Linked DNA regions of Mus musculus: all the other regions are linked to region 4. A link is a loop called in an ENCODE intact Hi-C map of the cell type or tissue named here. Cell type or tissue: heart. All regions are shown on one strand. Region 1 has its middle 18 kb from the start of Cecr2. Region 2 has its middle 49 kb from the start of 1700072O05Rik. Region 3 overlaps Cecr2 (CECR2, histone acetyl-lysine reader). Region 4 has its middle 8.0 kb from the start of Hdhd5. Region 5 holds the start of Cecr2 (CECR2, histone acetyl-lysine reader). Region 6 overlaps Cecr2 (CECR2, histone acetyl-lysine reader). Region 7 has its middle 43 kb from the start of 1700072O05Rik.

Region 1 (4,000 bases), 110 kb after region 4:
GTGGCACAGCTCTGGATGCCCAGCATAAGGGGATGGAGACAGCAGGATCCCTGGGACTTGGGAGCCAGGCAGTCCAGCCGATGGTAAGTCCAAGTTCAATGAGAGCGCCTGTCTAGTGGGGATAAGGTGGAAAAGTGAGGGGGCTGGAGAGATGACAGAGCAGGGAAGAGCACTCGCTGCTCTTGGAGAGGACCTGGGTTTTATGTACACATGATGCTCTAAAGTAACAATAAAAAAAACTAGACCCCCCCCCCATCACATAAATGACTGCTGTTGTGTTGTTTTCAATACTGAGGATCAAATCCATGAATCCGTGGTCTTATGTATCCTAAGCATGGCCTGTTACTGTTCTACATCTTCAGATCCCCCCCCCCAATCAGTTTACAGCATTCTCTTGCATAGAAATTAAATTCGGTGGCTCCCTGAGATGTTTCAAGGGCAAAGCTGTAGCTCTGAACTGGACAGCAAAGGCCCCCAATATGCCTATCTCTTCCACTGCAACCAACAGAAATATGCCTGATCCCGCATTCTAAACTCCCTGGCTATTTTATATATTGCACCTCTTTGCTTTTGCCCCATGTCCAGTAGGCACAGTGTCCTTCAAGATCTAGTGGGGTACTGGCTGGCTGGCTGGCTGGCAAGTTCAGTGTGGACAGCCTTCAGTATGCTCTTAGTACACCATGCCTATATGGAGACGCTAATCCCTGACTTAGTGCTTGCTTCTTTGCTAGGCTTTAATTGCAGCAGTACATGAGCTCTGTTTTACTGAACTCTATAACTCTAATTTAGAGCTAAATACTCTGAGAAGTATAGAAAAAAAGCCTTAGGCCGGGCAGTAGTGACGCATACCTTTAATCCTACTTGGGAGACAGAGGCAAATGGATCTCTGAGTTTGAGGCCAATCTGTTTTATAGAATGAGTTCCAAGACATCTAAGGCCACACAGAGAAACCTTGTCCTGAAAAACAAATAAACAAAAAAGCTTGAATGCTTGGTTTTAGTTTTTGTTTGGCTTGGTTTCCCCATGGCTCAGCACTGCTTTTGGTGCTAGAACCACAATAATGAACAATTCCAGGGTGGGGTTTGGATGTCAGTGATAGAACACTGAAGTGTGTAAGGCCTGGTGCTCAGTCTATAGCACTGAGGAAAGAGAGCCAAACAATACCAGACCAAAGTCTGGCTCTGAGTACATGAACACCACACAAGTGATCCTGAGAAAGAGGTGCTTTTAGGGTGGCAGTGACCAGCATCCTCTCAGCTTAGCAGACGGAAGAGGCAATAAGATCTTTTCCTCTTTCTTTTATTCTTTCTTTTTTTTTTTTTTTTTTTTATTATTATATGTAAGTACATTGTAGCTGTCTTCAGACACACCAGAAGAGGGAGTCAGATCTTGTTACGGATGGTTGTGAGCCACCATGTGGTTGCTGGGATTTGAACTCTGGACCTTCGGAAGAGCAGTAAGAGCAGTCGGGTGCTCTTACCCACTGAGCCATCTCACCAGCCCAGCTTTTATTCTTTCTTTGAGGCAGGCTTGCATACAGCCTGGGCTAGTTTTAGACTTGCTTTGTAGGCAAGGCTGACCTTGAACTTCTGACTCCCCCAGTTTCTACCTGCCCAATGCTGCCACCTTCCCCACACTGAGATTACAGCAACTGTGCTCAGTTTTATGGGGTGTAGGAGATCCAACCAAGGTTTATCCTGCATGCTGGGCAAGCACTCTAGCAACTGGGCTGTAGCCCCAGACCCCTTATCTTGCTCTTCAATTAAAGATAGATGAGCTAAATTTATAACAAAGCAGATTACTCTTTGTTTAATTAGAATTGACCAAATTAGAAGCCTCTGGCTCCTGCAGTAGTGACTTTCCGTCATGGTAACCACAACGATCAGGTGATGGCCAGGCCCCCCCGGGTATGTCCTAGAGGGCATGCCTCTGAGGGCAGAGGCTGAGCTTTCAGGCATCCGTACCATGAAGTCAGAATTCGGGTCAAAATTTTACTCAGTTCAGAGCTCCCTTCCCTGGCCATGCTTGCACAATGGCCATCTTTACCCTTCCAACACTTCTGTTTCAGTGATGTAATGCCCAGTTCTGCTCCTTTCCACTTCATTTCCTTCTATCACCAGCCCCGCTTCTTATAAACATACCTAAGAGCTGCACTCAGCGGCAGCTTATCTTGGGTCCTGGCCCAGCACTAACATCCGGACAGAGTCTGGTTCCAGGGATGATGAGGAAAGAGAAGACAGGTGGCTATGTCATCTTGGGATTGGAGTAACAGAATTTCCAGCAGTTTTGAATCATCCTTTTCTCTCAAAACCATTGGTTGACTGGAAAAAAAAATATCAACAGGGAGTAAATAAATCTCGTATTGATTCATAATCCACTGTATCTTGTCATTTTATAGTTTTTGTAGCCACTGAAAGGCAGCGTGACACAGGAAAGCGCCCAGATGTTTGTAGGCTGGGAGTCTCCTGTGCCAAAGCCCAGAGACCTGAACATGACAGCCAATGGACCGTGCAAGGTTTCTCTCTTGTCTTGGTTTTCCTCTGTTCGTTTGCTTGGTGGTTTGGTTTGGTTTGGTTTGGTTTGGTTTTATTGAGACAGGGTTTCTCTGTGTAGCCCTGGCTGTCCTGGAACTCCCTCTGAAGACCAGTCTGGCCCTGAAATCAGACACTTGCCTGGCTTTGCCTCCCCAGTGCTGGGATTAAAGGCATATGCTACCACTGCCTGGCTTCTTGCCTTGTTTCCAGAACAAAAACAAAACAAACAAACAAAAAGATGCTCATCTGCTGACATCAGTGATTTCTCTGACAGATTTCTTCCCCACAGCTACTCTTTCTAAGTTTTGTTTGTTTTCTTATTTATTTGTAGAGGTGTTTGTCTGCATGTGGTCGGTACACTACTTGCATACCTGGTGCCCACACAGGCCAGAAGAGAGCATTGGAGCTCCCTGGAACTGGAGTTACAGACAGTTGTGAAGCTGCTATCTGGGAGCTGGGCATTGAAGCCTGATTCCCTGGCAGACCGCTAAGCCGACTCTCCAGCCCAACATATATATTTAAAATCACATTTGAAGCACATATTCTACTACTTCTGCATGATTTAAAAAGTAAATATTTAGGAAAAATGAAATATTAGTTCTTTTTTATATGCTATAAAAAGAAACTAAAGGGGCCAGGGGTGGTAGCACACGCCTTTAATCCTAGTACTTGGGAGGCAGAGGCAGGCGGATTTCTGAGTTCGAGGCCAGTCTGGTCTACAAAGTGAGTTCCAGGATAGCGAGGGCTACACAGAGAAACCCTGTCTCCAAAAAAAGAAAGAAAGAAAGAAAGAAAGAGAGAAAGAAACTAAAGTATTTACCTAGCAAACCCTACCACTGAAAAGACAATGATCTCATTTGCTTTCCATTACAACTGAGTTCTCCTTTGCTTCATGTTTCATTGACCAGAACAAATTTGGGGAGGAAATGATTTATTTGGCTAAGAGATTACATTGAGGGAAGCCAACAAGGTTGGAACCTGGAGCAGGAACTGAAGCAGGGGCCATAGAGAAATGTTGCTGTCTACCGCCTTGCTCCCAGGCCTTGCTAAGCTTGCTTTCTTTTCTTATTTATTGATTTATTGATTGATTGATTGATTGGTTTTTCGAGACAGGGTTTCTCTGTGTAGCCCTGGCTGTACTGGAACTCACTCTGTAGCCCAGGCTGGCCTCAAACTCAGAAATCTGCCTGCCTCTGCCTCCCAAGTGCTAGGATTAAAGGCGTGTGCCACCACTGTCTAGCTCTAAACTTGCTTTCTTAGAAGCCCAGGACTACTAGTCCATCCAGGTTTGGCATTACACATAGGTGGCTGGGTCCTCCTATATTAATCATCACGAAGCAAATGGCCCCAGGTGGGCATAATGTCCTTTAATCTCTGAGAGAGGCAAGAGGACCTCTGTCAATTCAAGGCCAGCCTGGTGTATGTAGCATTTCAAGGCCAGAGTTACATAGACAGACCTTGTCTTA
Region 2 (4,000 bases), 64 kb after region 4:
TGCTCATTTTCTGTCTGTCTCTCCTTTTCTCTCTGCCTGTGGACCAAGATATAAAGGTCTCAGACACTTAGTGCAATGGTGTATGCCTTTAATTCTAACACTCAGGAGACAGAGGCAGTCAGATCTCTGTGAGCTCCAGGACAGCTAAGGCTACACAGTGAGATCCTATCTTGAAACTACTGCTCCAATACTTGTCTGTGTTGCTACCATGCTCCCCTGCTGTGATGAAAATGGTCTAAGCCTCTGAAACTTGTAAACAAGCCCCCAATTAAATGCTTCCTTTTATAAGACTTACTGGTGTCTCTTCACAGCAATAGAACAGTGACTGAGACACTAAGATAGCATCCTACTAACTGAGCCTCATCCCTAGCTAGAGTGACCTCTTTTTTTTTCTTTTCTTTCTTTTTTTTTTCTTTCCTTCCTTTTCTTTTTTTTTTTCTTTTTTTTTTTTCTTTTTTTGGTTTTTTTTAGACAGGGTTTCTCTGTGCAGCCCTGGCTGTCCTGGAACTCACTCTGTAGACCAGGCTGTCCTCGAACTCAGAAATCTGCCTGCTTCTGCCTCCCAAGTGCTAGGATTAAAGGCGTGCGCCATCACTACCCGTTGAGTGACCTCTTTTTTAGTAGATGAAATTAAGAGGGGTTGGATTTCAGAAATGCTTTTTTTCTTTTCTTTTCTTTTCTTTTCTTTTCTTTTCTTTTCTTTTCTTTTCTTTTCTTTCTTTTCTTTTCTTTTCTGTTCTTTCTCTCTCTCTCTTTCTGTCTTTCTGTCTTTCTTTCTTTCTTTCTTTCTTTCTTTCTTTCTTTCTTTCTTTCTTTCTTTCTTTCTGGGTGTGTGTACTAAGACAGAGTTTCTCTGTGTAGCCTTCGTTGTCACGGAGCTCACTCTGTCACTCTGTAGACCAAGCTGGACTCAAACTCAGAAATCCACCTGCCTCTGCCTCCCAACTGCTAGGACTAAAGGTGTGTACCACTGACTACTTGGCTGAAATGTGAAATGTTCTTTTTTTTTTTTTTCCTTTAAAAGTTGAGGTGTTGGGCCGGGTGTGGTGGCGCATGCTTTTAATCCCAGCACTTGGGAGGCAGAGGCAGGCAGATTTCTGAGTTTGAGGCCAGCCTGGTCTACAGAGTGAGTCCCAAGACAGTCAGGGCTACACAGAGAAACCCTGTCTCGAAAAAACCCCCCCAAAAAAGTTGGGGTGTTCATTCATTCGTTTTTCTACACTTATTTTGTGTATGCATATGCACACTCCATGTGTGTGAAGGTCAAGAGGACCACTTTTGGAAGTTGGTTCTTGCTACCATATGGGTTCCAGAGCTCAAACCCAGGTCATCAGGTTTGGCAGCAAACATCACTATGCACTGAGCAGTCTTGCCATTTCCAGAAATGATTTTTTTTGTTGGTTTGGTTTGGTTTGGTTTTGGTTTTGGTTTTTGAGATAGAGTTTCTCTGTGTAGCCCTGGCTTTCCTGGAACTCACTCTGTAGACCAAGCTGGCCTCGAACTTAGAAATCCACCTGCCTCTGCCTCCCAAGTGCTGGGATTAAAGGCATGTGCACCACTGCCCAGCCAGAAATGATCTTTTTCAAATAAAACTTTATTTGGGGGCTGGAAAAATGACTCAGGGATTAAGATCACTTGATCCTCTTCCAGAGAATCTGGGTTTTATTCCCAGCACCCATAGGGCAGTTGTCAGTCATCTGTTAACTCCATTTCCAGGGGATTGCATGACTTCTTGTCTCTGAAGGCAGCAGGCAGACATGTTGCACAGACATGCATGCATGCAGATAACATACACACATAACATTAAATTAAATTTAAAAATTTAAAAACTTTATTCAACAGACAAATATGAGGGATCAGCCACTAGGAATGCTCTTTGCTTTGTTTTAATTATTATTTTATTTTATGCACATGGGTGTTTTGCCTACATGTATGTCTGTGTACTTTGTATGCCTGCTGCCCTTGGAGTCCAGAAGGGGGCGCTGGATCCCCTGCTGGGAATCAGACCCAGCTCCTCTGCAAGAGTAGCCAGTGCTCTCAACCACTGAGCCATCCCTCCAGCACCAGGCTTGTATTTTTCTTTAGTTAATTCATTAATTTTTTTTCCAAGATAGGGTTTCTCTGTGTAGCCCTGGATGTTCTGGAACTCACTCTGTAGACCAGGCTGGCTTCGAACACATTGAGATCCGCCTGCATCTGCTGGGATTAAAGGCAGTGATGGCCACTGCTGGGCTTTTTCTTTAGCTTCTGTTTGGCTATTTCTTAGTTTCAGGGCTGAGGTGGAGTCCAGGGTCTCTGGCTTCGGGAGCCAGCCCTAAATCCTTTTGGCATTCACAACCTCTGTTCCCAGTGTGATCTTAGCCTCTCTCCCTTGCCCTGCTGTGAGCTAGTGTTCAGTCTCCTCCCACCGAGGTCACTACTTCCTGGAGAACTCTCCCTTCTGGGCCAGCTCAACACTAGGACTAGAATGTTCCCGCCACGCCACTCTCTCACATAGTGGGAATTAGTTCACTCCAAATCCTTGCCTGTTTTTCTAATTTCTTGGCTGTACAACTTGAGTCATCTTGTGTCAGGCACCAGTCACTTCCCTAGTAGGCAGCTCTTCCTGAACAACTGCTTCTATGGCTTCTGAATTCTCTTTCCTCCCTCCCACTCCCTGCTCAGATAAGGCTGTCCTGTAGCCCAGGCTGGCCTTGATCTCCTTGTAAAGCTGAGGCCTATCTTGAACACCCAATGTTCCTGCCACCACACCCAGTTTATTCTGAGATACAAAATGGAGCTTTGTAAATTGTGGGTGAGCATTCTACCAGCTGAGCTGTTCCCAGCTCAGGGCCTTGACTCCTGAGGGAGTTTCCAACATTGCATCCAGCCCAGGTCCTTCCTGTGTCCTCCAAAGTGCCCAGTGCCTTTTTCTTCCCCAGCTCCAGGCTCTTTGTCTCCTCATCTGGCCCCCTGGCTGGCTGTGGTAGCTTGTGTCTGCAGCCCCATGGGCTCTCACCTCCCTAATCTCTTTCCCACAGGCTGTCTTCCACAGCCAGTCTGTACAGCAGGAGCTGAAAGACAGGCTGACAATTATCTAATGACTGTACACAATGCAGACAGCCAATTAAAATATCCTTGACGGGACACCCCTTCACTTTGTTTAAAGCTGAACTCCAATGAGGCCTGCCCTTCACAAAATCTGCCACACCATCTAGAGGACAAGGTGACAATAACTGATGTTTATCTCACTAGCAAGTGACAATTTTAGCACGCTCGGATGCCTTATCTCCAAATAAAGGGTAACTAAATGCACCATGCAGCAAGCAAGCAAACAAAATCAAAAGAGCAACGGCGCGCACACACACTGCATTCTTATTGTTACTGTGTAACTTCAAACCAAAACCCAAGATCAAACAGCGATTACAGTCAAAGAAAAGAATAAAAAGAATTTACACATCTCTAATTGTTTTGTTCCAGGGATCAAACCCAGAGTTTGATGCATGGTGGGCAAGTAGAGATGATGTATCTGCATCACTACCCCCACCCCTGTTTGCAGTTTATTTTGACTTTTTGTATTTCCCAGGCTGGTCTGGAGCTCACTGTTTGACAAAGAATGGCTTTGAAATACCGCACTTCCCGCCTTCCCTTCTGAAGTGTTAAGATAACAGGTGTGGGGCCACCAGAATGTCCAGTTGTTAAAAATTATGTACCTAGCTGGGTGGTGGTGGCAAATGCCTTTAATCCCAGCACTCCAGAGGCAGAGACAGGAGGATCTCTGTAAGTTTAGAGGCCAGCCTGGTCTACAGAGTGAGTTTCAAAATAGTCAGGGCAACACAGAGAAACCCTGACTCAAAAAACCTAAATAAATAATTAACCTACATAAATTAATAAATTATTAATTAATGAAATTAATAAATTAAAAAGTATCTCTTACAGCAGTACTAGGAATTAAAAGCAGGGCAGGGCGTCACACGCACCAGGCAAGCACCCTATCTCTGCCCCTATGCCCAGCTGGCTT
Region 3 (4,000 bases), 200 kb after region 4:
GGGTTACAGATTTAGGTGGGGTATTTGTTTTTGGTTTTTTGGTTTTGTTTTGTTTTAAACGTCAGTGTCTATCTCTATTGCCCTGGCTATCCTGGTACTTGTTCTGTTGACCAGGCTGGCCTTGAAGCACCTACCTCTGTCTCCTTAGTACTGGGATTAAAGGTGTATGCCATCACCATCTGGCTTAGTTCTTCCACTGTAGTAAAGAAGGTGCTTGAACATGTACATTCACAATGACAAAATATATATAAAATATTTTATATGTCATTACTTTTTAGGGAGGTCTACTATTTTTGTGTGAGTATGAGGTTGCGTGGACATGTGGAGGTCAGAACTTGATGTTGGTGTCCTCCTTGATCATGGTTGTCTTTCCTAACACTTCGATTACATGTGCACCACCGTGCCTGGGTACCTGGCCATCTTAGCGTTTCTCTTGTCGTGATGAAACAACATAACCAAAAAGCAAATTGGGGAGAGAAGGGTTCATTTGGCTTACACTTTGATGCCACAGTTCATTGAAGGAAGTCAGGACAGAACCTCAAACAGTGCAGGAACCTGAAGGCAGGAGCTGATGCAGATGCCATAGAGGCATGCTGCTTACTGCCTTGCTTCACGTGGCTTGACCAGCTGTTTTCTTTCTTTTTAAAAAAAAAAAAGTAGCCGGGGGTGCGTGGTGGCACGTGCCTTTAATCCCAGCACTCAGGAGGCAGAGGCAGGCGGATTTCTGAGTTCGAGGCCAACCTGGTCTACAAAATGAGTTCCAGGACAGCCAGGGCTACACCGAAAAACCAAAAAAAAAAAAAAAAAAGTTTATCTGCTTATTCTTTTGTACATATTTAGTGTTTGTCTTTTATGTATGTCTGTGTGAGGGAGTTGTATCCACTGGACCTTGAGTTACAGACAGTTGTGAGCTATCCTATGTGGGTGCTGGGAACTGACCCCAGGTTCTCTGGAGCTCCCCAGCCTACATTCTTTCTTTCTTTTTCTTTCTTTTTTTCTGCCCCCCCACCCCACACACACACAGCTCATCATCCCATTTCTCCTCCACCCTGTCTCCAACAAAATGCCTCCACCCGCACCTCACCGCCACCTCCACCCTTCTGCCAGGCCTCCCCACCCCCTAGGGCCTCAAGTCTCTCCAGCTAGGTTAGGCACATCATCTCTCATTGAGGCCAGACCAGGCAGTCCTCTGCTGTATATGTATATATAACTGCCTCGGATCAGCTAATTATTCCTGTCAAAAAGAACTGCAGGGACAAAAATGGAGGAGAGACTGAGGGAAAGGAGGTCCTTTGAGGGGCAAAGGCAGGAGGATCCTAAGTTCCAGACTAGCCTGAACTACATAGCAAGGTTGTAATAACAAGAAGGTGGTAATGGGAAGAATTCTTAGAAATCACATGGCTAGGCTAGTATGTAAGATCTGTTAAATTTAAGATTACAACTGCCTGGTCCTTCTTCCTTTTGGAAAGTGTCTGTACTCACTTGTGATCTATATATTGAGCATTTGTTTAAGGATTTCCTGAGAAGTCCACACATTCTTCTATAGTCAGAAATCTGTTTTATACCTATCTTAATGTTGGGGATATAGAACCATTGTACCATTGTATTGGTACACATGGGCTTATACTACCCTCTACTGGCAAGTGACAGTCTTGAGCAGAGGCAGTTCAGTTTCATAGTCCATCTTCCTAAGGGTGTAACTGTAAGCTTCCTTTCTAGTGTAGCCCAGAACCACAGCGAGAGAGCACCAGAATCGCAACTGTCATTTCCCTTTTCATTGTGGTGCTACCATAACCTTGATACTTGGCTCTCAGCACTCCCGTTCTCTGCAGCAAGCCCACCATCCATTCTAGTTTTATTTCTCTTTAGAATTATTCTTCCTAACTTTGAACTCTGACAGACTCCAGTCCTAGCCACCATTATGTTTACTGGATCCACACCTGCAAGAAAGACAAACAATTTGGGCATGTGAGTGTTTTAATTATTTTCTCTTTTTTCTTGTTTTTCAGTGAAAAGCAGGAAGAAAACTCCTTGACATCTGACCTACAGACAAGAAATGGTAATGATATTTGTTGCTGTCTCTCAGCATGATTCATACATATATTACAGTCATACATTGTATTAGGATGATTCCAACTGCCTCCAGCTTGTTGCTCCCTGTTTCATCCTTTCCCCTGCCATCCATCTCAGACACTTAAGATGAGAACTAGTTCTGTTCTGTCACCTGCCACAGTATATGCCACAGACATTTGCGTAGACAAGCAGTTAGGGACCTGGAAAGGATTGAATGCATGCATGTTTGTATATACATACACACATAAATGCATTATTAGATTTTAGTTTTTTGAGTCAAGGTTTCTCTGTGTGTAGCCCTGGCTTTCTTCGAACTGACTCTATAGACCAGCTTGACACCTGCCTTTGCCTTCCAAGTGCTGCGATTAAAGGAATATGCCACACCTCACCTTGATTAGATCTTAATTCTGTATCCAAAAGTTTTAAATTTGGAAGGAAATAGCCAATTTGTACACAATCTCAGTTTCAAAACCATTTTTCTAGAAAAATAATATATTTTTAACCATTTCTAGAATGTTAAATTTTTCTTTAAATCACAATAAGAGGGGTTTTGTTGTTGTTTTGGGTTTTTCCTTGTTTGTTTTTGCTAGGCATTTGTCTGGTTACAAACAATGATAATAATAGGAAAACTAAAAGTATAATAATCACAGCACTTTGAGGCAGAGGTAGGCAAGTTTAAGGCCAGTCTAGTCTATAATGAGACCCCACCCCCCCAAAAAAAAAGTATATATTATTTTCTAGACACTGGGTGAAGTGCTTGTAATCCCAATGCTTTTGGGGCTGAGGCAGGAGGTTTACTTAGTCTCTGGAGTTCAACACTTTCATAGGCAACATATTGAGGTCCTATTCTATGAAAGAAAAGAGCGTGCTATCAGACTTGAGAAGATTAGCAGCTCCTTTTTTATGATTCCTCTGTTTGAGTCATGACCCAGGGTAATAGGAACAAAAGTCTAGTGTAGGCTCTATTTTAGTGAATCCATCCATTTTCTGTAGGATCCCGAGGGCCAGGCCAAGGTACTTGGTGGCTCCTGTGTCAAACAGAAGAAGAATGGAGACAGGTCACTGAGAGCTTCCGAGAGCGGACCTCTCTCCGAGAGCGGCAACTCTACAAGCTCCTTAGCGAGGACTTCCTGCCTGAAATTTGCAACATGATTGCCCAGAAGGTAGGTCCTGCCTACTGCTCAGGCCCATGCTGTTCCTTCCTGATAGGACTGGGTGTTAATGTAGGAGCTGTGTGGACCTGCTTTCCCTATCCTGGTGTCATTTATGATGTTTCTAAGTCCATGGCTAATGCCTGCAGTCTTTACAATGGCTTTTTGCAAACTGGAACCAGCTTTCTTGTTTTCCTATTACTTTTACTAGAAAACTTGGCCCAAGTTTGCTCTCTCCCACACTCCAAGAAAAATGATCGTTTTAGGAATTAACCTATTTCGCCCTCACAATGTCAGCCTTTGAACATTTGTCCCTATAGACCTGTGAAAGTTCCTCACCTGACTACACCTGAGCTGTTTTGTAGTTTCTCTGACCTGAGTGTAAACTTTACGAACTATATTTCAGTCTACATACACCCTATACATGACATTTTCAAGTAAATAACTTTGTGCCCCCCTTTTCATGTTTTGGATGTTATTCAAAATTGTGGCTCGGGGGTTAGAAGTGCATGCATGTTGCTTTTGCAGAGAACCCAAATTCAATTCAGTTCCCAGCACCCATGTTTGGTGACTCAAAACTATTTGTAGTTCGAGCTCTAGGCTCATACTGAACTCTGTGAGTACTTACACTCATGTGCACTCTATCTTTGTCTGTGTCAATCCCCCCACACATACACACACATTTTGTTAAGCCCCACTTAGAGCTCCATCTGATGACACTGGAGTCTTGGCGTTCAATGATTTATTCCTTAGTATTTTTATTTATTTATAATATA
Region 4 (4,000 bases):
ACAGTCAGCATTGTTTCAACCCCGTGCCTCTTCCCCTGAAAGTCATCTCCAATGGTGGGCAGCATTCACAGTGACTTCATCAAAATCGAGAGTCGACAGAGACCATGCTGTAAATATAGATTCTGGATTAGGAACCTTAGACCAAGATGAATTACTACAAACGAGGAAAGACTTTAAAAAGGATTCACTGTTGCCTGGCTAGACATGGCTGCCAGGATTGTATAGTGTCACACTGTCAGAGAGAGAGAGAGAGAGAGAGAGAGAGAGAGAGAGAGAGAGAGAGAGAGAGAGAGAGAGAGAGAGAGAATATACTATTTCCTGTGTCCAGAAGTGGGGAAAGGATGGGAAACTTTTAAAGAAAATGATATATTACAAAAATGGACTTAAGACTAGACAACTATAAACTGAGCGTGGTGGCGCACGCCTTTAATCCCAGCACTTGGGAGGTAGAGGCAGGCAGATTTCTGAGTTCGAGGCCAGCATGGACTACAAAATGAGCTCCAGGACAGCCAGGGCTATACAGAGAAACCCTGTCTTGAAAACCGCACTCCCCCCCCCAAAAAAAAGACTAGACAACTATACAGAGCTACCCTAAACTTAGAAATGGGACAGAGCCCAAACAGAATTATTGAAAGCTAATGCATGTGGGGTCTGAAATAGCTATGAAACAGAAGCCAGCCGGCCATGGTGGCACATGTCTTTAATCCCAGCACTTGGGAGGCAGAGTCAGGCAGATTTCTGAGTTTGAGGCCAGCCTGGTCTACAGAGTGAGTTCCAGGACAGCCAGGGCTACACAGAGAAACCCTGTCTTGAAAAACCTAGAGAGAGAGAGAGAGAGAGAGAGAGAGAGAGAGAGAGAGAGAGAGACTGTCTCCAACAAAAACAAAAATACATCTCCGGAGATGGATGGGGGTTGCACTGAATCCATGGTGGTTTTTAGAAGACCCTCACGGTATTAATTCTTCCAATCCAGAGGTATGACAGGTCTTTCCATCCTCTGACTTCTTCAACTTCTCTCTCTCTCTCTCTTTAATTTTTATTTTACATACATTGGAGTTTTGCATGCATGCATGTCTGTGCGAGGGTGTCAGAAGTTCAGGAACTGGAATTATAGACAGCTGTGAGCTGCCACGTAGGTGCTGGGAATTGAACTTGGATCCTCGGGAAGAAGAGCCAGTACTTTTAACCTTTGAGCCATCTCTCAAGCCCTCTCAGTTTCTCTCATTTTAAAGTTTCCATCATAGAAGACATTCAGTTCCTTAGGTTTACTCAAAGGTGTATTAAAGTTTTAGACAGTTTCAAAGTTTTTTTAAAAAAGAGGTATATATATAATATACAATAATATTATATATATGAGTACACTGCAGCTGTCTTCAGACACACCCAAAGAGGGCGTCGGATCCTGTTACAGATGGTTGTAAGCCACCATGTGGTTGCTGGGAATTGAATTCAGGATCTCTGGAAGAGCAGCCAGTGATGTTAACCGCTGAGCCATTTCTCCACCCCTCCCCTGTTTTAAAGTTTTGCATCTATCTATCTATCCGTCATTTGTGTGTGTGTGTGGGGGGGGGGTGTGTAAAAGGGCACATGCCTGTGGCAGTGTATGTGTATAGGCCAGAGAACAGCTTGCCTGAATTGGTTCTGGTCGTCCACTATCTTGGTTTGGAGGAATGAATTCAGATCTTCAGGCTTAGTTTACAAGAGCAAGAGGGATTGATTTTCCTGGTTTCTTCCTCGCCATGTTTGTTATTGATATACAGGAAGCCTAAAGACATGTATACATGAATTTTATGTCCTGCTATTTTGTTAGGAGTGTTTATCTTCATCAGTTCTCAGACAGTTCTGGTGGAGTCTTTAAGGTCTCATGTATAGAATCCTATCATCTGAAAATAAGGATACTTTGCTTTCTCTTATTGGCAGCAGTCCTGTGGTTCTGCTCTCGACCACAAGAGGGCAGCAACAGCCCGCAGCCCGCCAGCTACAGGTGACCTGAGCAGCTTGCCTCAGCCAGGGTCCCTCCTGCGGTGCTCAGATCTCACTAGTCGCCATTTGCTGTCCACATGCTGCCGTCTCGGGCCATTTCCGCAGAGGGCCACAGCTGTCTGCAAGCCGGGGTCGGTGGGAGGGGGCTGGGCTGCGGGAGGTTACTGGGGCTGAACTCTGCAGGGGACCCTGGACAAAGGGAAGACTCTTGCGCAGAGGGCCTGGGCTTCAAGGGCCTTTCCTCCTTGGTGAGGGAGGGAACAGGAAATCGAGGATGCTTCCGGGGTTGGACATGGCCAAAGGAGAGCCAGAGGTCAGAGTAAGGGTCAGCTGTCCCTGGAGAAAAATAGCCGCTCCTATCAGAACTGAGGCATTTTGGCTTCACAAGCAAGGGAGGCGTGTGTGGCCTTGCCCTAGGGCAGAAAGGGCACCAGCAATGTAAGCAAGAGAGTGATCTTGCCCTCCTCCAACTGTCCCCCTCCCCTTTATGTAGAAACTAGTCTGGGAGAACCCCAGAAGAGCACCTCAACCCAGAAGAAAAACAGCAATAAAACCCAGCTTCAGCAAGCCTTCTGACACCCACTGTGCAGCCGCGGGAGCCATCAAAACACAAAGAGGTTAGCTAGCCTGGAGGATCTTTCTCTCCTCTGACAGCTCCAGCTCTGAGATCTGGAAATGCTCCCAGGACCTCTTTCCTGCTTAACTCTCAGGGAAGTCAACTGAACAAGGACAGGGACAGGCCACTCCCTAAAGAGGTCTCCAGACAATGACACATATAGGTCATTTGGAAGGCTGGCTGAGGACTCTGCTCAGGCTGGAGGAGGAAGCGATTGGGCAAGATAGAAAGCGGGCCAGCGTTGGGCTAGCCTGGCCTCGGCGAGCCAGTGTTTCTGAAAGCAAAGCAACCTCATTGCCCTTTCACCCTATTCCCAACGCCCCAGAACCGTTCAGCTGCCAAACGTCTTATTTACACCCTTCCCACACAGAGGAAGGACAGAGGAGGGCAGGGTATTTTTAGGATGGCTACTATTTTAAGCAAGCAATACCTGTAAAAATACTATTTATGGGCTGGGATGTGGCTCAGCGGTGCAGCACCGGTCTCGGAGGTGGGAAGTCCCGCATTCAAAACCTGGGAAATGGAATTTGTACTGAATGGTTTTATGTCAACTTGACACAAGCTAAAATCATTTGAGAGGAGGGATTAAGAAAATGCCTCTTTATCCATCCAGCTGTCGAGGATTTTTCTTTCTCTCCTTTCTTCTTTCCTTTTCTTTTCTTTTCTCTTCTCTTCTCTTCTCTTCTCTTCTCTTCTCTTCTCTTCTCTTCTTTTCTTTTCTTTTCTTTTCTGGGTTGTGTGTATGTGTGTCTCAAAACAGGGTTTCTTCATGTACTCCTGGCTGTCCTGGAAATCACGCTATAGTTTGAGAATGGCCTCAAAATCAGAGATTGGCCTGCCTCTTGTGTGCATACCACCACCACCACCACCACCTGGCTATAGGGCATTTTCTTAGTTAGTGATTGATGGGGGAAGGTCCAGCCTAATGTTGCCATCCCTGGTGGTCCTGGATTCTATAAGAAACAGGCTGAGCAAGCCATGGGGAACAAGCCAGTAAGCAGCATCCCTCCATGACCTCTGCATCAGCTCCTGCCTCCGAGTTCCTACTGTTTGACTTCCTCCAATGATGGACAACACTGTGGAAACCAAGTAAGGCCTCTCCTCCCCAGCTTGCTTGTGGTTATGGTGTTTCAGCCCAGCAATGGTAACACTAAGACATAATTCATTTGGAATCTAAACCGTGTTACTGGGCACATGAGCCAATAAACCCGCCACCTCAGTGTCTCTCCATTCCAAAGAAGGTTCAGACAAATCAGCAAAGAAAAAGAATCTTATTCAGAATTTGGATAAAAGCTGGGGGGTGGGAGGGGCTATAATTTCCTCTCATATAACCCACGAATCAAAGACTAGAACAAAAAGTAAAGTTAACTGACACAGGTTAACTGATTTCTTTCCTGGAAC
Region 5 (4,000 bases), 130 kb after region 4:
AGAAGTTACAATGGGGGTGAGTAGTGGGTATAACGAGCACTCAATATCACAGTGATTAAGAAGGAGCCAAATCTCTCTTATCTTTCTGCTTTCTGGTATTGTTAATTATTATTAGGCTATAGTAATGACAACTGAGATGCCAGCTAAGAAGGTTAGATAATGATAAAAGATAAAGATGGAAGTGAGTGATAGGAGGATCAGGGAGACCAGGGAGGAAGGATCAAACAAACAGTCAGAACATAATGGCTTTGACACAAGTATGTTAAGAAACGCCACAGCACCCAGAGTGTCTGTAACCCCAGCACCCAGCAAGTGCAGGAAGGATTGGTTCAAGGTGCAGAGAGCTTGTTGCTCCCTAGTCTGGGCTTCATGCAACCCTTTTCAAAGGAAAATGGTGTGATACATGAAGAGCACAGCAGTTCAGGGCAAGTCAAACATGGAGGCTCCAGCCTGGGCTACAGACTCACAAAAAAGTTCCACGGAGCCCTCCTGTATCCCTCCACCCCCATTCATGAGGTATCTACAGAGTAGCTGCGTTTTGAAAACATTCAAAAACAAACTTTAAAAATAAAAATGGGATAGATAGCGTGTAGGGGTTGCTAACTCTCACCTACAGGGCAGTGTGAGGGAAGATGAAGTATCTTAAGGTTAGTTGGCTCACAAAAGGCACACTTGGATATATAACTTAAGGATTTTAGTGTTTTTAAGTGCTGCCTTACAAAGACACAAGAGGTTAGTTATTAAAGTAATTAGAATAGGTGAGGGAGGAGGAACGAGCCAGGCCTCCCACTTACACATCTATCTCACAAACTCGCTCCCTATTATTCTTTCCAGGGTTGTACCTATCTAAACAGCCGAATTTGAGTGCACCTAAGGGGCGGTGTTTCTGGCGAGGTGGACTAAAGAAGCAGCCAGGACTCTTAGAGTAGAACTGCTCAAGCGCAAATGACCAATACAAATAGGCGCTACTACAACGTAGTTTTTCCAAACTTCTGGGCTATTTCGGGGGTGATTTTTTCCCCTTCCGGTTTAGACAGAATTCCACCGTCCTAAATAGCAGTTAACTTTTCTAAAGTCCGAGCACCTTCCTCTCGGAGCGTATTCCCGCAGCCCGGGCAGGTCTCCACCCCCACCCGGACACACGTCCTTAGTCTCCAGGCTCTTCCCCATCCCCCAGCCTCCCAGCCACATTGTGAGCACTCGCGCCCGCAGCAGCCGCGCTCCGCTCCGGCGAGGGCAGTCAGAGGGCTCAAAGCCAGTCTCCTCCAGGGCGGCTGCACGTGTCCGTTCCCTGGGGTGGGGGAAATTGCTCTTCCCGCTAGGCTGCTGATTGGTGCCTCCCCCCTACTCCACCCTTCCCGCCACACTCTACCCCTCCATCCTACTCGGTTCCAGCCGAACCAGCCCCACCACCTTCTTCCCTTGGAGAAGCGAGGCACTTTAGCGCTCCCTTAAGTCCCGTTCTCAGATAGGCTAATAATAGTAATAATAATAAAAATAAAAAAGCGCTAAAGAACAGGTGGAAAGCGCGTCGTTTCCCCGGGCCTCCGGTTTCCAGCGTGGACGTCCCACTCGCTCTGTCCCGCGCCACCCTCCACAGCAGTAATAACTGAAATCCCACACGTGCGCACTCCCGGAGCGAGTCCCCAGCAAGAGCACCACCCCGCGGGCCCTTTAAAAGGACTCGACCACTGAGGCCACGTGGGGGTGGGAGAGACCCTTATTGTCTTCCGTCACCAAAGTCGCCGAACTCCCCGGCCCCAAACACCTGCACGGCAGAGCGCGGCTCCCACCCGCCCGGCCGCCCGCGGGCTGCGCGCGGGCCCCTCCGCGTCACGGGCGGCCCCTCCCCGGGCGCGGCTCGCCCGCTCCCCCTCCCCCGCCCTCGGTGCAGCTGTCCGCGCAGGGGTGGGGGCGGGGTTGTTGTTGTGGTGCGCGCCGGCCCCGCCCCCTCCTCGTGGGCGGCCCCTCCTCCCAGGTTTCTGCCGGGCCCCCTCCCCACCCCCAGCCCCATCTGTTTTCCTCAGCGCTGAGTGGATTATATTGTATGGGATTGGGGGCGGCCGCACGGCCGCGGCGGGACGGGGCGAGCGCGCGGCCCCCGCCGGCTGCCCGAGCAGCGGCCGCTTGAGCGAGTCGGACCGCCGCCCCCCGCCCGGCCGCGCCTCCGCTTGAGCTCACGCCGAGCGGCGGGAGCCGCCGCGCGCTGAGTGAGAGGCGCTGCCGGCGGCCGGAGTCCGAGCGAGCGAGCGAGAGCGAGTGAGCGAGCGCGGCGGGGAGATGTGCCCGGAGGAAGGCGGCGCGGCCGGGCTGGGCGAGCTCCGCTCCTGGTGGGAAGTCCCGGCCATCGCGCACTTCTGCTCGCTCTTTCGCACGGCGTTCCGCCTGCCCGACTTCGAGATCGAGGTGAGTAGCCGGCGCTGCGCCCTTTCTCCGCGCTTCTCTGCGGGGAGTCGCGGGCCGCCGACTTGGCGCGGAGTGCGGGCGGCGAGGGGGCTCGGCGGCGGGCACGAGGCTGGCGGCCGGCACGGGCTCCCCGTGGCCCCGCGCGCTCTCGCCGGCGGGGGTCGAGCCTGCTTTTGTCGGCGCGGGACCCCGGGGCTCTCCCGGGACTTCTCGGCCGGTCTGAGGGCGAGAGTGCGCGCGCGCTCCCCGCTGGAGCCTCGGAGGCGGCGAGCAGCTGCTCAGGCGGGGACCGGGACGCGATGCGGGCTCACGCGCCGGGGGCCACAGCGGCGGGGCGGGAGCGGCCTCGGGCAGGGGCGGCGTTGCTCGGGAGACGCTCGCCCGGGTCGCACTTGGCGGACTTGCGGAGGCCCGTAACTCTCGGGCGCTTCGAGTCAACTTCGGGCGGGCGCAGATGGGGCCTGGGCTTGGGGCGTTCTCCTTGTGGGACCGCCCGTCGCTCACCGTCGCTCGGGACGCCGAGACTGTGGAGGGAAAGTTTGGGCCCCCCTCCCTTTTAAAACAGCTCCTCTACGGAGGAAGGCGCAGCCGTCCGTATTCCGGGAGCTCTCTCTCTGAGTTGATTTCGCCACCATTATTCCCCCGGGCGAGCGAGGAGGAAAGGAATGGCTTTCTGGCCAGGCCGAAGGTGCTTTCAAGACCCGAGGCTTTGTGATAACTGGACTAAAATCCGAGGGTCCTAATGACAAGGACGGTGGCGGGAGTGTGGGAAACGGAATGTATAAGATGGTCCGAAGCAGCATCCTGGCATTTATTTTTGGAAGGAATTGTGAAATACTGATTGGTTGGCAGGTTGAGTTGCTTTTTTTCCTGTCTGTAGGGACTTAATCACCCTTTTTTTTTTTTTTTTTCTTCCTTGGGACAAAGGTACAAGAAACTGTTGTTGGTCAGTTACTGTTTTCAGTTTTGTGACTGCCTTTACAATGGAAGTAATCAAAATTAAAGTAATTTATTTGGGAAGTCTGACCGTTGTGGTTGCCTCTTCACCCCCCCCCCCCCCGAATCTTGATTTTAATTTGTTGACTCTTGAGGTCTTCGCACACCTTTATTTTTTAAAGTCCGTTGTGTTTGCAGAAATATCACTTGCTTCTATGAATGAAGCGTGGGAATTTCCTCGTGTTGCAAAGTTAACGAAATTGGAAATCTAAACCGATTACAAGGGGTGTAGGTTAGGAAGGTGAAGAGGAATGTGGACTGAAGTTGGGGCCATTCGATGGCTTTTGGAGGGACTTTAAAACAAAGTGAAAAGGTTGGTAGGATTTTCCAGGTCGTGGGCTTCTCCAGGCTTTAGGAAAATGAAACTTGGCAATTAAACGCAACTCAAAGCGTTTATTTACAAAGTTTGAACAGGAGTGTAAGGACCATTTTTGTGATGAAATTTTGTAATGAAATCGGACTACAAAGATTAACGATTTGAGGAATCTTAAAGGGGAAGAGATGATGATTAATGATTCTGATGTCCTGTGTTTCCTTTTAGTTAGTTTGAAATCTTGAGTAGTCTAATTAAATCCTGCTGTTCAAAATGGCTGCAGTG
Region 6 (4,000 bases), 140 kb after region 4:
TGTTTTTGAGACAGGGTTGTTTTTACTCTGTAACTCAGGCTGTCTTAGAACTTGTTATAATTCTCTTGACTTAGCGTCTGGAATGCTGGGTTTTAAGTATGAGTCCCCTTGTCTGATATTTTTAAAATTTCTGAAGTAAGTGCAGAGAGTCAAGTTAATGTAATAATTCCTATTGACAAATGTTTATAAAGCATCTATGTGCTTGGCAGGGTACTAGCTCATGGAGATACAGCTATGTGTGTAACACAAAAATACTTGCTCTCTTGGTGGGTGAGATTCTTCAATGGATAAAGGAGTTTGCTGCCAACTGTGAGGACTTGAATTTTATCCCTTGAACCAAACATGATTAGGATGAGAGAACCAACCCCTTCAAGTTTTCCTCTGACCCCCACATGTGTTCCATGGCATACATATATTACACACACACATAGACACACACAAAGTTGTTACTATTTTCTGAGACAGGCTTTCTCTTTTTAGCCCTGGTTTTCTTGGAACTCACTCTGTAGAACAGGCTGGACTCTGCCTCCCAAGTAGTTGTTCTTAAGGGTTCCACCATGTCCAGCTAATACAAAATAAATTAATAAAAATTAAGTTTCAAAAGCACCTGCCCTCTTCTTAGTGGACAAATGATACAGTATGTCACAGGGTGTAAGAAATGAAGTCCAGGGAGGCTTGCACAGGGTCATGCTAAGGAATGGCTTCTTCAATTTAAGAGAGGGATAGAGATTGTATGTTGAGATAGCATTTGAATGGACCTGAGATAAATGACTTAGATTAGTTATTTAGAGATGGGTGGGGTAGTGAACACCTTTAATTTCAGCACTCTGGAGTAGAGGCAGGTGGATTTCTTTTGAATTCAAGGACAACCTGGGCTACACATACGTAGTAAGATCTAAGCCAGCCAGGACTATGAAAGACCCTGTCTCAAAAATAGAAACAAAACAATTTTTTAAAAATTACTATTTTTATGTGTATCTTTGTTTTGTCTGCATACAAATCTGTACCTTGTGCCCTTAGAGGCCAGAAGAGAAAGGATCCTCTGAGGTTGGAGTTACAGAAAGCTTCAAGCCACCATGTGCGTGCTAGGAATTGAACCTGGGTCCTGTGGAAGAGCAGCCAGTGCTGTTACCTACTAAGCTTCTCTCCAGCCTCAACCGAAAACACGAACTGTGTCCCTGGGGCTGACCACAACCTGTAGCTGTCATCCACACAGTTGTATATTGTTGGTCCACAGAAGATCCTTTTTAAAACTTCCTGCTTTCTACCTTTTGAAGAGTCAGAATCCTCTTTCTCTATAGAGGGATGAGGAGGACAGTTGCACAAGAGGAAATCCATGATGCATCTTGGGATCCTGAAGTGGAGGATGTCCTTTTGTAAAGGAGCTTTGGGAAAGCTCATCTTTCTGTTTTTTTCCAGCCTTTTAAAAAGAAAGGCTTTCTAGTTTCCTGGCCCCACCCCCATTTTTTTTTTTTCCTCCTTTTGTACCACTGGGAGCTTCAGAGAGTTGAGAATCTCCCACAGTTACAGAAGGGTTGGTCTCTCATCCATGAAGGACACTCCATTTTGGTTTGGTATTTGGCTTGCTTTGTAACTTCAGCTTTGCTTCATTTTCTGGAACACAGGAAAACGTAAAATCCAACTTGGGTAGTATAGGCCTTGATAACAGAGTCTAAAGGTGGACTTCCATGGGTGTTAAGGTTCCAGAATGAGAGTTGTGGCAGCAGAGGGTTGAAAGCCATCTTCTGTCCATGGAAGAGTCAAAACGTAGTGGTGTAGACAGCTGGACCTGCTGCCTCCTACTGGCCATGCCAGCTCTACTACCGCATTTCAAATCTGGAACACGTTTTCAAAAGGCATGAATCATGGCTCTCACTTGCCCTTGACACGAAGTGTCATCTTAGTAAGATTACTTTGGTAGCATGGGAATTTCAGACTAGATGATTGATTCCTGGCTTCTAGGAGGGACTTTCTAAGTGTGGCTAATACCATGGGTTAACTCAAAGCAACTCTCCATACTTTACAAGTTAGTTTTGTACCAGATAGAAGCTGCAGGTCCATACTTGCTTGGTATGTGTGTGAATTATGTGGATTTCTTTCTCTTTTCACTGCAAACTTGCTTCTAAATAAGCTTCTTTGACTGGAACTTTTTTTTTTTGGTTTTTTCGAGACAGGGTTTCTCTGTGTAGCCCTGGCTGTCCTGGAACTCACTCTGTAGACCAGGCTGGCCTTGAACTCAGAAAACCGCTTGCCTCTGCCTCCGAAGTGCTGGGATTAAAGGCGTGTGCCACCATGCCCGGCTGGCTGAAGCTTTTGAAGGTTGACATCTTCACTAATTCTGTTGTTCTCAAACTGAACTGATGTTATATGCGTGAGATTTGGAGGGATTCTGGAGAATGAGTGTCTTGAGTTATGTTATCTCCCACCCCCCATTTTTTAAAGACGGGGTTTGTCTGCAAAGAGCTGGCTGTCCTGGAACTAGCTCTGTGTATATCAGGCTGGTCTCAAACTCAGGTTTGTCTGCCTCTGCCTCCTAAATGCTAGGATTAAAGGTGTGCGCTACCACCTCCTGGCCACTTCAGGCAGGGCAAAAAGACAGAATCTCATTGTAGTTGATGCCAAACTATAACTTTGTGTAGTCTAGGTTGGCCTTTAGCTCCTGACAATCTTGGTGTTTCAAGTCCGGTAGACCAAGCTAGCCTCGATTCTGCCTGTCTTTCTACTTCCCCAGTCCTGGGATTAAAATCATGCACCCAGCTTCTGAAGGAAGTTGAAGTTGCTCCCTGTTACTGTACATGCCAAACAGAAATCTGGTAAACAGATACTTGGTTATCAATCCCTACTTCTTTCTTTTGTTGTTGTTGGTTTTTGTTTTTTCAAGACAGGGTTTCTCTGTGTAGCCCTGGCTGTCCTGGAACTCACTCTGTAGACCAGGCTGTCCTGGCCTCGAACTCAGAAATCTGCCTGCCTCTGCTCCCAAGTGCTGGAATTAAAGTCGTGTGCCACAACTGCCTGGCTTCTTCTTCCTTTTTATCTTTTCTATCTTTTTTTTTTTTTTCCCCTAGGATGGGCCTTTAAATTTCCTTCAAAACCATAGAGCCTCTGCCTCCTGAGTGCTGGGATTGAAGGCATGTGCCACTATACCTGGTGATGTGTTATTTTGGTTTGGAGGAAAGATGGTATTGTGATGGTGATTAAACTGGTCTTAGAGTTCTGTGGAGTGCTCTGAGTTTCTTGGAAGAAAGCTATAAAACAGGAAGTGCTATGATGGTGTATTCCTTTAATCCCAGGATTTAGGAGGCAGAAGCAGATGGATCTGTGTGAGTTTGAGGCCAGCCTAGTGTACAGAGTGAATTCCAGGACAGCCAGGAAAGCCTGTTTTGAAAAACAATAAAAGTAAGAAAGATATGAAACATTTTAAGATATGTTCACCTATGTATGGCTTTTGACACTTGTTTGTAGCCCCTCCCCTTCTCCCTTTCCCCTCCCCTCCCCTCCCCCTCCCTTTGCCCCCACACATTGGGCTGGAACCTGAAGATGGACATGCTAAGCCAGGCTCTCTCTGCCATGAGCCACACATCCAGCCTGCTGCACCTTCTTAACATTCTCTTTTAACTGAGTCTCAGTGGTTGACACCCTCCCTTGTTTTTTTCTTTCATTCCTTTGTTGTGCTCAACTCCTGATGTCTCTGGGCTTGTTCTGGGCACTGTGGAGGAGGGGTAGAATTTTGGGCCTGTATCGTGGTGCTAAACCCCAGACTTCATATAAGTAAACTGTGAAGTTCTGCAGCTTTTTTTTTTCCTCTCTCGCTGTTCTTTGAATTAATGTTGTTGTGTCCTGTGTCTTGTACTTCATTAGCTACACACAGGTTTCAAATGTAATTTCATAACAATACACAAGAGCTAGTATTCATTTTCTTGTTTAAAGTCTCTGACCTCATCTGACCTTTATGAAGGGTACTTGGCTGGTATAAGTGATAGCATGTTCTTTGGTGCTTCCC
Region 7 (4,000 bases), 59 kb after region 4:
TATTACAGACAGGTCTGGAGGCACTTGCCTGTAATCCCAACAGCAGGGAAGGCAGAAGCAGGAATCTGTACAAAAATTTGAGGCCAACCTGGGGCTACAGAGTGAAACCTTGCCCCAAACCACAACAACGATTTTTTTTCCTAATTAAATTACCTGCTGTAGCCTCAGGGCATAAAGGAAAAACCTGAGGTTTGAAAGGATTCAGCATCTATAGCCAAGTGGACCATGCAACCACACGGTAGCATATGCCCTGGCTGGTTGCTTTGTTAATGTCCAGACACTACCAGCCTTGCCACCTGGGAGTAAGGAGGGTAACCTGATGTCAGTGGTGAGCCAGCGGAGGGAAGGACACAGGCCAAAGAGGATTGTGAGAGTTTCGAGTCAGAATGTCATCCCAGAAAGCCTGGGAGTGGCTGCCTCCCTCCTTGTGTGGCCATGTTCTCTGACCTCCAGGACCTCTGACCCAAAGTCTGGGTGACTGTGCTTCCCTGCTGTGTGGTTGACATTTTGCTTTTCCAGTTGTCATGGTTTTCTGAGAAAAATGAACATTTCTTTAACGATGACCTCATTTCCTTCCTTCTCTTGGTTCCTTCTCTTGGGTCTCACCTATCCAATGGTCCTGGGATTTGATGCTTTGTTTGTTTAGCGCTGGGTATGAAACCTTGCCCGTCATTGACTTGTACTCCCTGAGTCACAAATGTTGTGATTTGAAGATGTTTAGACTGGTTGGTAGTATTTGGTTTTGAGACAGGGTTTCATATGTCCTGGGCTGGTCTCCTAAGTAGCTGGGTATTATGGCTGGTTGGAATATCAACCTGCCACAAATTCCAATGGCCCATAGAACTGTGCTGACTGCCTTGGCTGACTTCCGTGGACCCTCCTGGATGTGGGCTTCACCTTCAAGCAGATAAGAAGAGTGTGGCAGAGGGAAGATCACTCCTTTGGCAAGCTTGGCCTCCCATCTTGCTGCTGGGCTGATCTGCCCCAATGCTGCTGCTGAGCCCTCACTGATAGCAGAACCAGTCTCCAAGCTTTCTTTTTGGACTAGGGACCAATGGCTTGCTGGGAAACTTCTCGGCTTTTTATACCAGATTGGGATTACTGGGGGAGTGGGGTTCAGCCTGTGGACTGACCAACAACCGATTGCCTCTTCTACTTTTCAATTCCCCTCACCCCCACCCATCCCTGTGACAAACAGTCATGGTGGGACCGACCACTCTAACTGCTAAGGCAGCCTCAAGAATCTAGGAACTGGCCGGGCGTGGTGGCGCACGCCTTTAATCCCAGCACTTGGGAGGCAGAGGCAGGTGGATTTCTGAGTTCGAGGCCAGCCTGGTCTACAGAGTGAGTTCCAGGACAGCCAGGGCTACGCAGAGAAACCCTGTCTCGAAAAATCAAAAAAAAAAAAAAAAAGAATCTAGGAACTACCACATTCCCAGCTCCCTGGTATGATTCTGCTATTGTTAAGTATGTACGTATGTATGTAGTATGTATGTAGCCCATTAGTTCGGTTCCTCTTGAAAACCCTGACTAATAAACTTAGGATTTCTTTGAACTCCTCATCTTCCTGCCTGCAACTTCTGTTATATGTATTTTAAAACTGCGGCAGTGGCGATGGTGATGCGGTGCACCTTGGGGGCCCTGGCCAAGGTATCCCCCTGAGGAAATAGATGTAATATAAAGGTTTATTGGTGAGAAGGAAAGGGTGGGTACAGAGAAAAGGGAGGAAGAGAGGGAGGGAGGGGGGCAGGAAAGGAGGGAGGGAGGGAGAAAGGAAGGGAGGGAAGAAAAGGAAAGATGGAGAGAGCAGCAGTAACTAGCAGGTGCCTACCTGGTGGCTGTTGCTAGGTAACTGTTGGGCGGAGCCTAGAGGAAATGTTAACATCTACAGAGTGTTGGGATTGAAGGTGTGCACCACCACACTTGATTTACACTGGGCTAACAACCAAACACAGGGCTGTGTCCCATGCTAGACGAGACTCTGAAGATGAGCTACATCCACAGCCCTAGTCTGAAGTTTTATAAATGCAAAGTGCTCTTGCATTCTACCTAGGGAAAAAACACCAAATGCCTGCCCACCAGGCAGGGTAGGGAAAAGGGGAATACAGGGGTACCAACTCCATCCAGAGGAGGGCAGCACCCCATTTACCCAGAGCTGGGATTCCAAATTCCCAGAGAGAGAAATTTAATCTCTGCACTTTCTGAGACACTCGTTCAAGCTCTGTCCCTTTCTTCCTTCTGGGGCAGCCATCCCTTCTTTCCGTGGCAGAGCCCTCCACCCTGTGAGGCATCATACACAGGCCATGGTGGGAGATGCCACCTGTATCCTGGAGGCTTGGGGGCAGACATCTGCCACTTGCATTGTTCCCCAGATCTAGGGCTGGAAGACATCTGACACTGGGCATCAGCCAATCACACACCTTAGCAGTTTGGCGAGGTAACCTTTTCCTCTTTTCCTAGGTAACCTTCAGCAGGGACAGGCATTTCAGGTGTATTTCCAAGGAGAATGGGAGGAGGCAGAGAGGAGTAGTCGTTCTCCCTGGAATATCCCTTACTCTGCCATCCCTGGCCTCACAAGTCACCTGCCCCTCCCTCTGCTCTGGATCAGCAAAGGCCCTAAGGTCTGTTGTTTGCATCACCCTCCTACTGAAAGCCAAGCAGAGATGAATCACAGGGAGTCTCCAGTAGCATTCACCTGGTGAGGCTTTGTTCCAGAACATTCCTGACAGCCCCACCCAGGAACACCAAGTACCAAACAGTCAAGGTTGGGATAGAGGGGATCCCAGGGCAGAATGAATCCATGACCATGAAGCCAGCTGGCATAAACACATCCACCCCTGCTCAGGGGGTGCTTATGGTATGGTAGGAGTGGACAGCGCTAAACATGGAAGCACAGTCACAGAGAGAAAGGATGGCACACAAAGAAAAAAGCTAGAATGCAAGAAAATGGGCACAGAAGGGGAGAGGAAGGTGCAGTTAAATGGGGTCAGGAAGACCTCGTGCCCATAATCCCAGAATATGGGAGACTGAGGCAGGAGGGTTACTGTGAGTTTAGGTCAGCCTGGAGCCAGTTTCAACCTCTGACCCCTGACTACTCTAAGAAGTTGGTGTTAAGAGAATTAGCCAGAACCAGAATGCATCCAACACCGAATCACCGGTCAAGTTCCTGCACTCAAAAGACATCCTAACTCAGACACCTTAACAAAAACACCAAGGCTGGTGTAGGAGGATCAGAAACTGGAAGGCCAGCCTTGCTACATTATGAGACCCCCTTCTATCTCAAAGCACAACAGAACAAAAAACTTAGGGACACCTGGAGAAGCCTAGCGCGTTGTCCCCATCAGTGGCACATTGTTTGCAATTTCTCCACAGAAAAACAGACGTCTGGTTCCTTGGCAAGCTCAAGGAAGGCCTTCCATCCCTCCTTGTGGATAATCTTAGGGGTTTGAATTTGGCCTTTTCCTGTTCTCTCTTTGCCCCAGGCCAGCCCATCACTGAGACAGTAGCCTAAAGTGTACTCCTCAAACAGTCCTGCGCTCTGCAGAGGCCATGCTCTTCACAACTTCAATTCTAGGGCTAGAGAGATGGCTCGGTCATTAAGAGCTCTTGCAGAGGCTGGGCAGTGGTGGCACACGACTTTAATCTCAGCACTTGGGAGGCAGATTTCTGAGTTTGAGTCCCACCTGGTCTACAGAGTGAGTTCTAGGATAGCCAGGTCTACACAGAGAAACCCTGTCTAGGGAAAAAAAAAAAAAAAAAGCTCTTGCAGAGGACCAGGGTTAGGTTTCCCATAACCATATGGTAGTTCACAAACAGGGTATACGATACGCTTTTCTAGCCTCCATGGGTACCAGGAACACATATAATACATTCATGCATGGAGGTAAAGCGCTAATACACATTTAAAAAAAAATCTAAGGACAATAACAGAGAGAATTCCACCACTGCTCTCGTGTACTTTGTGTGTGTGTGTGTGTGTGTGTGTGTGTGTGTGTGTGTG

What was found. Peaks named below come from ENCODE experiments on the same cell type or tissue, not always from the same donor. Only the 100,000 strongest peaks of a DNase experiment are listed, where the experiment ranks them.
Region 1: it touches region 4 in a loop (2.7-fold over the local background); 3 of 42 quality-filtered maps call a loop at or near these places.
Region 2: it touches region 4 in a loop (2.3-fold over the local background); 6 of 42 quality-filtered maps call a loop at or near these places.
Region 3: it touches region 4 in a loop (9-fold over the local background); 25 of 42 quality-filtered maps call a loop at or near these places.
Region 5: it touches region 4 in a loop (7-fold over the local background); 22 of 42 quality-filtered maps call a loop at or near these places.
Region 6: it touches region 4 in a loop (6-fold over the local background); 22 of 42 quality-filtered maps call a loop at or near these places.
Region 7: a loop joins it to region 4, with 2.5 times the contacts of the local background. A loop is called at or near these places in 9 of 42 quality-filtered maps.

Annotation. Positions count from the first base shown.
Region 1 is chr6:120,646,264-120,650,263 of GRCm38, forward strand. No RefSeq gene overlaps it. Among named protein-coding and RNA genes, the nearest start is that of Cecr2, 18 kb to the right of the region's middle. In heart, a CTCF peak has its summit at 1,625; a DNase peak (open chromatin) is centred at 2,168.
Region 2 is chr6:120,601,675-120,605,674 of GRCm38, forward strand. No RefSeq gene overlaps it. Among named protein-coding and RNA genes, the nearest start is that of 1700072O05Rik, 49 kb to the left of the region's middle. In heart, a CTCF peak has its summit at 1,981 (motif pointing right); a DNase peak (open chromatin) is centred at 2,437; H3K27ac peaks cover 1,151 bases.
Region 3 is chr6:120,735,090-120,739,089 of GRCm38, forward strand. Cecr2 (CECR2, histone acetyl-lysine reader) reads left to right here. Exons shown (of 19, transcript NM_001368706.1): 6 at 2,010-2,059; 7 at 3,067-3,236. Among named protein-coding and RNA genes, the nearest start is that of Slc25a18, 37 kb to the right of the region's middle. In heart, CTCF peaks have their summits at 1,630 (motif pointing left) and 1,833; no DNase peak of the experiment used is centred here.
Region 4 is chr6:120,537,273-120,541,272 of GRCm38, forward strand. No RefSeq gene overlaps it. Among named protein-coding and RNA genes, the nearest start is that of Hdhd5, 8.0 kb to the left of the region's middle. In heart, a CTCF peak has its summit at 1,943 (motif pointing right); DNase peaks (open chromatin) are centred at 2,189 and 2,809; H3K4me3 peaks cover 976 bases; H3K27ac peaks cover 1,286 bases.
Region 5 is chr6:120,664,302-120,668,301 of GRCm38, forward strand. Cecr2 (CECR2, histone acetyl-lysine reader) reads left to right here and starts at 2,013. Exons shown (of 19, transcript NM_001368706.1): 1 at 2,013-2,406. The coding sequence starts at 2,281. In heart, a CTCF peak has its summit at 1,653; DNase peaks (open chromatin) are centred at 1,290, 1,800, 1,950 and 2,900; H3K4me3 peaks cover 3,767 bases; H3K27ac peaks cover 3,018 bases; H3K27me3 peaks cover 48 bases.
Region 6 is chr6:120,672,509-120,676,508 of GRCm38, forward strand. The region is part of intron 1 of Cecr2 (CECR2, histone acetyl-lysine reader); the gene reads left to right. Among named protein-coding and RNA genes, the nearest start is that of Cecr2, 8.2 kb to the left of the region's middle. In heart, CTCF peaks have their summits at 1,815 (motif pointing left) and 2,579 (motif pointing left); no DNase peak of the experiment used is centred here.
Region 7 is chr6:120,595,967-120,599,966 of GRCm38, forward strand. No RefSeq gene overlaps it. Among named protein-coding and RNA genes, the nearest start is that of 1700072O05Rik, 43 kb to the left of the region's middle. In heart, a CTCF peak has its summit at 2,126 (motif pointing right); no DNase peak of the experiment used is centred here.